Linked DNA regions of Homo sapiens: region 1 is linked to region 2. A link is a loop called in an ENCODE intact Hi-C map of the cell type or tissue named here. Cell type or tissue: A673. All regions are shown on one strand. Links, peaks and the distances in the headings refer to the core of each region. The heading gives the core; the rest is flanking DNA.

Region 1 (4,000 bases), core at 1-4,000, 1.7 Mb after region 2:
CCGAGGTGGCCTGAAATACTTTTCACTGAATATAGGGACCTTCATTTCAATGAGATAAAGTTTAAAATTCAAAATTCTGGACCAGAGATGGGAAAGGACATATCTCTATTTGCACACTGTGGTAAAAATGACTAATAATACTTTGCTGGGCTGTACCTTGGGAATGGGCTCTTTATTTAGGGGTTCATAGCTTCAGCCTCCTAACTCCTTTTTTTTTTTTTTACCCCCCCACCCCCCGAGACAGAGTCTGGCTCTGCCATCCAGGCTAGACTGCATTGGCACAATCACAGCTCACTGCAGCCTCAACCTCCCGGGCTCAAGCAATCCTACCACTTCAGCCTCCTAAGTAGCTGGGACTACAGGTGTGCGCCACCATGCCCAGCTAATTTTTGTATTTTTTGTAGAGATGAGGTTTTGCCATGTTGCCCAGGCTAGTCTTGAACTCCTGGGCTCAAGCAATTCACTCGCCTCAGCCTCCCAAAGTGCTAGGATTACAGCACAAGCCACCATGCCTGGCCCCTAACCCTAACACAACTCTGTAGGTCAGGGGTCCCCAAGCCCCAGGCCATGGACCAGTACATGGACCACTACTGGTCCATGGCCTGTTAGGAACCAGGCTGCACAGCAGGAGGTAAGCAGCAGGTGAATGAGCAAAGCTTCATCTGTTTTTACAGCTGCTCCCCGTGGCTCCCATTACTGCCTCAGCTCCGCCTCCTGTGAGATCAGCGGCAGCATTAGATTCTCATAGGAGCATGAACCCTATTGGGAACTGTGTACCCAAGGAATCTAGGTTGCATGTTCCTTATGAGAATCTAATGCTTAGTGATCTGTCACTGTCTCCCATCACCCCCAGATGGGATTGTCTAGTTGCAGGAAAACTCAGGGCTCCCACTGATTCTACATTATGGTGAGTTATATAATTATTTCATTATATATTACAATGTAATAATAATAGAAATAAAGTGCAAAATAAATGTAATGGGCTTGAATAGTCCCGTAACCATCCCCACACCCTGGTGGGCCCATGGAAAACTGTCTTCTGCAAAACCAGTCCCTGGTGCCAAAAAGGTTGAGGACCACTGCTCTAGATCATGTGGGTTGATTTTGCTCTTCCTTATCACTAAAGAAAAATGAGTACCCAGCCATTGGTCATGTGTGGGCGAGAATGGTGCCTTACAATTAAACCAAAGAGCGCTGTGCATGGCGCTGCTCTCCCTTAGCTCCAGTAGAGGCGTGGGGTCAGCTTGCTCAGCTCCCTGAGTCTGGGTTCCCCCTGTCCCTTGGTCTCAGAAAGGTACTGAAGCCCCGCATTCAGCTGGATGAGGAACCTCTTGGACCTTACTGTTCCGCAGAAGTGACCCTAAAGCCGGACTCACTGCCCAGGTCCACTTGAATGGTCTCATGGGTTGCTACTGAAATGGCCCAAGGTTTGAAGCCACTAAGAGCGGGCATCAAATCCTAGCTACCCTCCTCATCTGGGTCACCTTGGCCTCGCTCTTCACACTCTCTGACCTCAGCTCCCTCACTGGTAGTGGAGGACATGGGTCAATACACTGTCACTATTATTGAAAGCTCAATACATTGTGACTATTATTCATGAATTCTTTAGCTGCCTTATTTCCACTTCCGGATGCAGACTTGTTTACAGCCCTGAATATAAAGGAATCAAAGACCAAGAACCTGATGACAATTAGGTTATATTTGTTACAGTTCTGATCATTTTTCTCTTCGGGTCCACTGATCCACAAAAAATACGTATATAAATAACAGGCAACCAGGTGCCTTATGCAAGGGGGAAAAAATCTTAAATAATCTTGTTTTTGTGGGTTTCTATTTTCCAGAAAAAAATTAATAAATACAAAAGGATTAATTTTTCTGCTTTAACATTTTTTAAGTGCACCAAAAACTTTGTTAAATACACAAGTAAATATATGTCACTTTAAAAAAAATTATAGCCAGTGCAGGATAAGAGAGGGAAAATCCATTGGAAAAGAGGGCGCCGCGGGACAACCCTAGGATAGGAGATGGAGCCATGGATGGGCCCAGAGCTGACTGTGGCATCCGAAAGATACGCAAGGAAAAGCAGTGAGGGGGCTGTAAGGAAGAGGTGGTGAGGGAGTCCCTGAGGGAAAGGAGAGGCTCTGCAAGGAAGGAGAATGACGGGGAAGGCAAACGTCTCCTCCTCCCTCCCACACCCTCTGCCGGTTTTCCCGCTCTGCCTCCTGGCGCCCTTTTCCGCCCAGAAAGCAGGAGCCCGCCTAGTCCTTCATGGCGGGAGAACAGCGCCCTCGTGTGGACTGCCGGGTTCTTGGTGCTAGAGGCAGTTTGGGTCCGTTGCCTTTTCACTACTCCGGACACACATTGTTTTTCAGCAAATGAGAAAGCCGCATAAGCAGCATCCCAGGCAGTTTCTTTGCAGAAAACTTGGTAAGGATCAAACAGAAATAAGCCAAGTGCAGCGATTTCCCTCACCCACATCATTCACCTCCGGCAAGTATCTGACTCTATTTCTCTTTCCAATGCCCAACTTCGGGGGTGCTCATCCCAACAGGCAGTAGCTCCTGTAGTAGCCCAACCGTGCATCCCTGAGAGGCGTAAGGGCAGGGAGCTGGCAGAGCCATGGGGACATACGTGGGGACAGTCTGGAAGGCGACGTGATTGGCCTAGGATGCGAAGGGTCCATACTGACGTAGAGAGGGGCTGGGCAACCTCTGGATGCACCAGAAAATGCTGTGCTCTCCCAGGGCAGTGGGGGATTCACACATAGGATTCCTCCATGGCTCTGGTGTTGCTGGAAATACTTCTAGAAACGCCCATTCAGGAAATGGAGGGGTGCACAAAGATTTCTTTACAAAGGTGTCGTTTGCAGCTTTATTTGTAAATCTGCCATTTTGGAAGCGGCCTAACAGCAAATAGGAGGGGCCTGATCAGATACACAGCGCTGCTCCCATCAGTGGAATGCCGTGGAGACATTAAGAATGATGTGGCAGGCTAGGTACCATGGAGAAATCCCATCTCTACAAATAATACATATATATATATATATATATATATATATATATATATATATATATATATATATAAAATGTATATATATAGCCGGGTGTGGTGGCGCACACCTGTAGTCCCAGCGACTTGGAAGGCTGAGGTGGGAGGATCGCTCGAGCCCAGGAGGTAGGGGCTGCTGTGAGCCGAGATTACGCCACAGCTCTCCAGCCTGGGGACAGAGTGAGACCCTGTCTCAAAAAAAAAAAAAAAAAAAAAAACCCACAAGATACCGCATCCAGCCATTCACTTCCAACCTGTGCACTGCTCTGCGGTCATATGCTTTCCTTCTATTAAAAATAATAATACTAATACATTTAAAAAATAATGCAACAGTCTATTTAATGGCAAATGGGCACATATGCTCAATGTCATGTTAAATGTTAAAAATACAAATCTGAACATGGCATTATGGTGTAGATTTGTCTTTCTTAACCCCACTTTTAGTTTGTTCTATCATTTTTTATGTGCCTTTGTAATCCATGCTGAATCCTTTAGAATAAAATGGAGATTTAATAAATAAGGAAAATTATATGTACACTAGATCCACCTTCCAAAATGTATTTATGCACTTAGAGAGGAGGACAGAGAGAGAGAGGCACAAGATAAGTGAAAAGTACAATCCTGAAACATTGTGACAATCCTTACCTCTAGCTAAGGATGGTTGGTCATTTTTATTTACATATTTTATATTTGTTTTCATTTTCTACACTGAATAGGGTTTACTTCTTAAATCAGAAGAACAGTCCATTTTTTTCAAGAAGCAGAATTGTGGCCTAGCCCACCTGCCTGCCATTCCTACCCATGTCTTAGGCAGGTGAGCCAGGCAGACTCTCTCGAAGCGAATCAGAAACATCTTGGGAGGTTCAGCTGAAGGAACAAAGGACTCCTCGCATCCAGGATCTTCCAATGCCAGCATTTGAGCGATGCCCTAAAGAACCAGCCTTGTCCCACA
Region 2 (6,104 bases), core at 946-4,945:
CTTTCCTTAGCCTCAGTTCTGTCTAAAGTCAAATAGGGGTCAAATAGGGGTAATAGTACCTGCTGGCCTCCTCCACCTCAGCCACCACACCAAGTCCTGTTTATCAGGCCCCTCTCAATAGACACACATCTGCCCCCCCGCTGCCATTCCTTCCTGGCTCTACTGAATTCAGCCCACCATTTTCTCTCACTGGAATTACCACACAGCCTTCCCTCTGATCTCTGCTTCAGTTCTTGCCCTCCCCCATCCATCCTCCATATTGTGGTCAAAGTGAGCTTGCTGAAACACAACTGAATCGTGTTACTTCTCCTCCACTACATATTCTTTACTGACTTGGTAAAGACCCATTGTCATGACCCTGGGACCAAGTCCAAGCCCCTTCATACATACCAGAAAGCCCTTCTCCATCTGGCCCTGCCTATTCTGCCTGGCTCTCTCACCAACCCCAACTCACTCCAGGTTCAGCCACAGTGAATTCTCCTTTTCAGGGAACCTGTCAGACTCTGTTTCCAAATGGAGGCTTTGCCTAGATTTCTGTCTGTCTAGAACACCCCTCCTCCCTGATCCTCTGCTGAAGTCTCACCATTCTTACACCCTGCTCAGATATGTCACTTTCTTCAGAAGAACTACCTCGGGGTTCCCTACCACCTTCCCCACCGCTGCCCCCAAGATCCGTGAGAGAGTTTTTCTCCTGTGAGTTTCCTTAACACCTTGCACTGTCATGAGCCTATTTACCTCTTGTCTCTCCCACTAGCCGTGGGCTCCATGAGGGAGAAACAAGGTTTTCCACATTTTGACATCTTCAGGGCTCGGCTCAGTTGCCTCATAGAAATTGCTTTAAAAATATAAACTAAATGGAAACATGAGTTGATGAATATATTTCAGGGTTTTGTGTGGATTAAATGAGATAAAATAGAAAAATTACTGGAAATATTGCATTCACTCAATAAATTATAATCATTATTATTACTATTACTATTGCTACTATGGTTATTAATACTATTGCATAATATCGTACTGCTTTTAGATATGATTGTGTCTTCTGCCTATTGAAACACATGAGCAAATGTCTCGAGGGCTTTGGACAATTTTTACTCCAGATATATGATGAAAACTGCTATAGGCGATGGTTTTGTTAGGTCTTTGAAAAATTGTGCCCCTACCTCCAGTTCCTTTATTTTCTGGTTTGAGTGCCTCTTGCAACCTTTTAGAAATAAGTGGGTTTATTCATTGTAACATGCACTTTTGCCAGTTGGTTTTCTTCTATGTAACCCCTTGCGTCCCTATTCAACAGAGGCTAGTAATTACCATAGCAACCGCAGCATGTGGTGTCTATGCGCTCTCAGAAACAAAGCACATGCTTTAAAAAAAATTGCGCACACACACACACATTAATTTGTAACATGAAATTCTGTTTCATGGTGTTTATGAAGGAGAACCACGCCTCCCAGTAAACCGATTCACCTTCCTCACTAGACCCAGGGCTCAAACTGCTGTTCCCTCTTCTCCCCACCCCCGACCCCACGGCACTCCCTAAGTACATATTGATTCATTTTAAAAATGAAATTTTTGTGCAATGGGAAAAAAGCATGGAAAGGATTCAGTTTCAGTGGGAAGGTACAAAGGTCAGTGAGAGGGTGCACAGCCCCATATAGCGGTTGTTTCTGTCTGAATGATGATTATACTACCAAGGGGATTCATTAAAATGGAGCCTATTGCTGTTACACTGAATGAGGCGCTCCATAAATTCTGCTGTGAGCTTGTCAGGGGCTAAGTCCATATGTAATGCTTAAATACAGCGCCCGCATCTGCATGCTGGGGTTTGCACCCCAACCCTCCTCTGCCTCCTCAAATGCTGGCTGTAGCACATACTCACTCCAGCCCAATCAAGAACCCAGGACCTGAAATCCTGTGCGTAACGCAGAAATTGAGAATTCCCATTGCCGTGTTTCCAGCAAGACATGAGGTTTTAGAATGCGACAGAATCACGAGGTGGACTCTGGTTCTGGGTCCCAGGAGGGGACCAAGAAGGCTTTAGTTATATGAAAGGAAATATCTCGGACCCCCCAAATCACTAAGCTGAAAGGAAAATTCAAGATGGAAACTGCTCTGGGCAAACCTGCCTCCCATTCTATTCAAAGTCATCCCTCTGGTCACTGAGATAGCTGCATATTCTAATGGTGTCTTTGGGAAAAGCTTATCAGAAACTCAAAAGAATGCAACCATTTGTCTCTCACCTACCTGTGACCTGGAAGCCCCCCTCTCTGCTTTGAGTTGTCCCTGCCTTTCTGGACAGAACTGATGTACTACTTACATATGTTGACTGATGTCTCATGTCTCCCTAAAATGTATAAAACCAAGCGGTTCCCCGACCACCTTGGGCACATGTCATCAGGACTTCCTGAGGCTGTGTCACGGGCTCACAGGGCACGCATCCTCAACCTTAGCAAAGTAAACTTTGTAAATTAAATGAGACCAGTCTCAGCTTTTCTGGGTTTACAGTTAGAGCAATTTCAGGCTGTGTGTTATTGTGACCTCTCCACACCATCCACTTAAGAAAGAGGGTGGAAGCATGTGGCAGGGAGTGTTCAGGGTACGGATGACTCTTGGTGTCATTAGTCATGAGCACAGGCAAGTGACAGAGGGTGAACTCTTTCTGGTCAGCCTTCTTAGGTCACCTGAAGAGAGAAGAAATCCTGAGCAGAAACCCTGCTTCAACCAGACCTTTTTTTTCAGTTGTTGTTTAAACCCAGTCAGTGGGAAGCCTCTTTATGAGTTCTGTAGTTGAAACTCTGAGTTTTTTTTTTTTTAATTGCTTTGGTCTAAGGAAAAAAATAATACATTCTAGTGAGAGGCTTCGCAGGGCCCCAGAACTATCTGAAACTTTCTGTTCTGCAAGGAATTTGGTTAGGCGGCCTTCTCGAATACCAGGGCATTCTCTCTCAGAAAATGGAGCTCAACAAGAACTGAGGGCAGGCCAGGGCGGGAGTGGGTTGGCAGCTGTATGCTATTCAGCTTTTACCAAGTATTGGGTGAAATGCACGAAATTTAAACGGGAATTCCTGTTTGCTATTTCCCTGCTTGGCTGGAGGAGGTACTGACACAGGTATCAGATAACTGATATTGAAACAAGAATTCACAATTTTTATTGACAACTTGGAAAAGTCAACTGGAGACACACAGTTCTCTTGGAAGCCACTTCCTTTGACCTTCCTGACCCAGTGTCTCCAAAAGCAGGTGAGGATGAGGCTTCTCTTTGTCCAGGTGGGGACACGGTCTCTCCCGCCCCTCCGGCGGCCTTGTAGAAGATAGCCACTAGAGGGCGCCTTTCGCCCAGCCATGGCTCCAAGCGCTAAACCTGCTTCATAGGAGAGCACATTAAGCTGAGAAGGAGGCAAGTCAGTGACGTGGGGAATTATTATGCACAGTTCATTTCCTTATAATTTAACTCTCAGAGTAACAAAAGCATAATGTATAGCCTAGTTTTCGGGTCTGATTTACAACAGTTTAAACTAAAAGATGATTTCTGCCTCACCCACCCCCCTTCTAATCACTTCTGCTATCAGCAACGGAGAATTTTGTATTTCATCACGCGCTGCGTCCTCCTAGGGACACAGATCTGAGAAGAGGAAATTTTAAAACAGGGTTCCTGCAGCAGAGATGGATGCAAATTTTCACTTTCTGCTTCAAATTTCATTATGGCCTTGCTAGTTAAAAAACAAAAGAAGAAACAAAACTTTACGCCTTTATTATGGTTGTTTGGTTAGTATCCCTCACTACTTTTAAACACCCGGAAGTCCAAATGGGGCAAAACAGTTTTGTTCCCAAAGGGCTTATGGAGTCAGTTTCAAACCCAGAGGTAAAAGGAGTGAGCTTGCCGCCCCTCCCCGGCCCGTCTCCCCAGTGGTTCCCTCTGACCCACCCTCCAGCGGCTGACCCTTTTTTTCCTTCTCCCCAGCCCTTCCCTGTAGATTCCAGCCTACTTTGAAGTCTCCTTCCTCCGGCTCCTTGAGCACTTACTGACTCTACCAGCAATTTAGCATTGTGTATCTGCTGTCTCGTTCACTAATTGCTTCATATGTGTATTTTTTCTTCTCCCCAAGGAAAAAGAAATAACATTTTTTTGAGTGCCTACTTTGTCTAAGGCTTTTGGCTAAGGGTATTGCCTGTGATTTCCTTTAATCTTTTAAGCAACCCTATGCCTTAGATGCAATTGATTTCATTTTACAGATGAGGACACTGAGTCAGAGAGGCTAAATCACTTACACAAGGTTACATTACAAATAAAAGTCAGGATTGAAACGCAGGTGCCTCTTGCTGTTATATCATTCTGATACCCACTTTGATGGTAAACAAGGTGAGTGTCTCACCCTTCCACACTTTCAACACCAAGCAGAATGATAGGTTGATATAAAAGGAGAGAAAAAATCATTCACTGAGGTGCTCAAAATTGTTTCCATCTGTTGATTAGGGTTGGCAAGTGAGTAATCAAGTGGCACCCATAAGAGAACAATGGTTTTTTTTAAATAAATATCTGGTGCCTCCCAGAACAACTCTCAGGGCACTGGGCTGCTACAAAAGCATTCGAGCAGGAAGATAAAGCCCCCGAATAAAGTCAGTGAGGAGATGGTCTCTAAAGACCCGGTGGAACCTATAAACCAGGATGCTCGTACTCATCTCTGGTTGACTCTGCACTTTAGGAAGGAAGGGAAATTGGGGGCAGAGGAATGTTGATTCCTAACCTCTGAGACCACACTAGTAAAACATATGGAACCGATAAGGAAATTATCATAGTCCCTAAAGAGTGGTTTTAAGAACTCAGAATTTCATTGCATTTGGGGACTAAAAACACAAAAAAGGAAGCATCTTAGGGTTTCATGTTTATCTTATTTTTGAATTAAATGTTTTTCCAGCTTTATTGAGGTATACTTGACAATAAAAACATATATATTTACAGTATAAAGGTGATGTTTTGGTATATGTATACATTGTTTAATAATCACCACAATCAAACTAATTAACATAGTCATCACCTGGCATACTTACCATTTTTTGTGTGTGGCAAGAACATTTAAGATCTATTAGAAATTTTCAAGTATACATTATTTTTAAACTGAAATTTTATTTTTTTTATTTATTTATTTATTTATTTATTTATTTTTGAGACACAGTCTTGCTCTGTCACCCAGGCTGGAGTGCAGTGGTAAAATCTCAGCTCACTGCTACCTCTGCCTCCCAGGTTCAAGTGATTCTCCTGCCTCAACCTCCCTAGTAGCTGAGATTATAGGCGCCCACAGTCACACCTGGCTAATTTTTGTATTTTCAGTAAAGACGAGGTTCTACCAGTTTGGCCAGGCTGGTCTCGAACTCCTGACCTCAAGTTATCCGCCTGTCCTGACCTCCCAAAGTGCTAGGATTACAGGCTTGAGCCACTGTGCCCGGCCTAGTATACATTATTATTAACTATAGACACCATGCTGTATGACAGATCTCCAGAACTTCTTTATCCTAACTGAAACTTTGTACCCTTTGACCAATGACTCCTCATTTCCTCCCCACCTCCCAACCCCTGGCAACCACCTCCCTGCTTCTATGCGTTTGACTTTTTTAGATGCCACATATAAGTGAGATCCTGCAATATTTTCCTTTCTGTGCTGGCTTATTTCACCTAGCACAGTACCCTGCAGGTTTACCTATGTTGTTATAAATGTCAGAATTTCCCTCTTTTATAAGGCTGAATAGTATTCCACTGTGTGTGTGCACATGTGTGTATCATATTTTCTTTATCCATTCATCTGTTTATAGACACTTAGGTTGAGTCCATACCTTGGCTATTGTGAGTAGTACTGAGATAAACATGGGATTACAGACACATCTCTTTGAAATACTGATTTCGTTTCCTTTAGACTGATACCCAGAAGTGGAATTGCTAGATCATATGGTAGTTCCATTTTCAAAATTTTGAGGAGCCCTTCCATATTGTTTTTCACAATGGCTGTACGAATTTACAGTCCTGCCAACAATGTACAGAGCTTCCCATTTCTCCACTCCCGTGCCAACACTTATCTTTTGTCTTTTTGATAATAGTCATTCTACCTGGTGTT

Evidence for each region. Peaks named below come from ENCODE experiments on the same cell type or tissue, not always from the same donor. Only the 100,000 strongest peaks of a DNase experiment are listed, where the experiment ranks them.
Region 1: it touches region 2 in a loop (2.6-fold over the local background); 2 of 110 quality-filtered maps call a loop at or near these places.

The regions. Positions count from the first base shown.
Region 1 is chr2:205,883,508-205,887,507 of GRCh38, forward strand. No RefSeq gene overlaps it. Among named protein-coding and RNA genes, the nearest start is that of INO80D-AS1, 200 kb to the right of the region's middle. RefSeq lists an enhancer at 3,887-4,000. In A673, for the core only: a CTCF peak has its summit at 2,290 (motif pointing left); a DNase peak (open chromatin) is centred at 2,254.
Region 2 is chr2:204,142,099-204,148,202 of GRCh38, forward strand. LOC124907966 (a long non-coding RNA gene) reads right to left here. Exons shown (of 2, transcript XR_007088054.1): 2 at 3,124-3,361. Among named protein-coding and RNA genes, the nearest start is that of ICOS, 210 kb to the left of the region's middle. In A673, for the core only: a CTCF peak has its summit at 3,306 (motif pointing right); a DNase peak (open chromatin) is centred at 3,353; H3K4me3 peaks cover 672 bases; H3K27ac peaks cover 632 bases.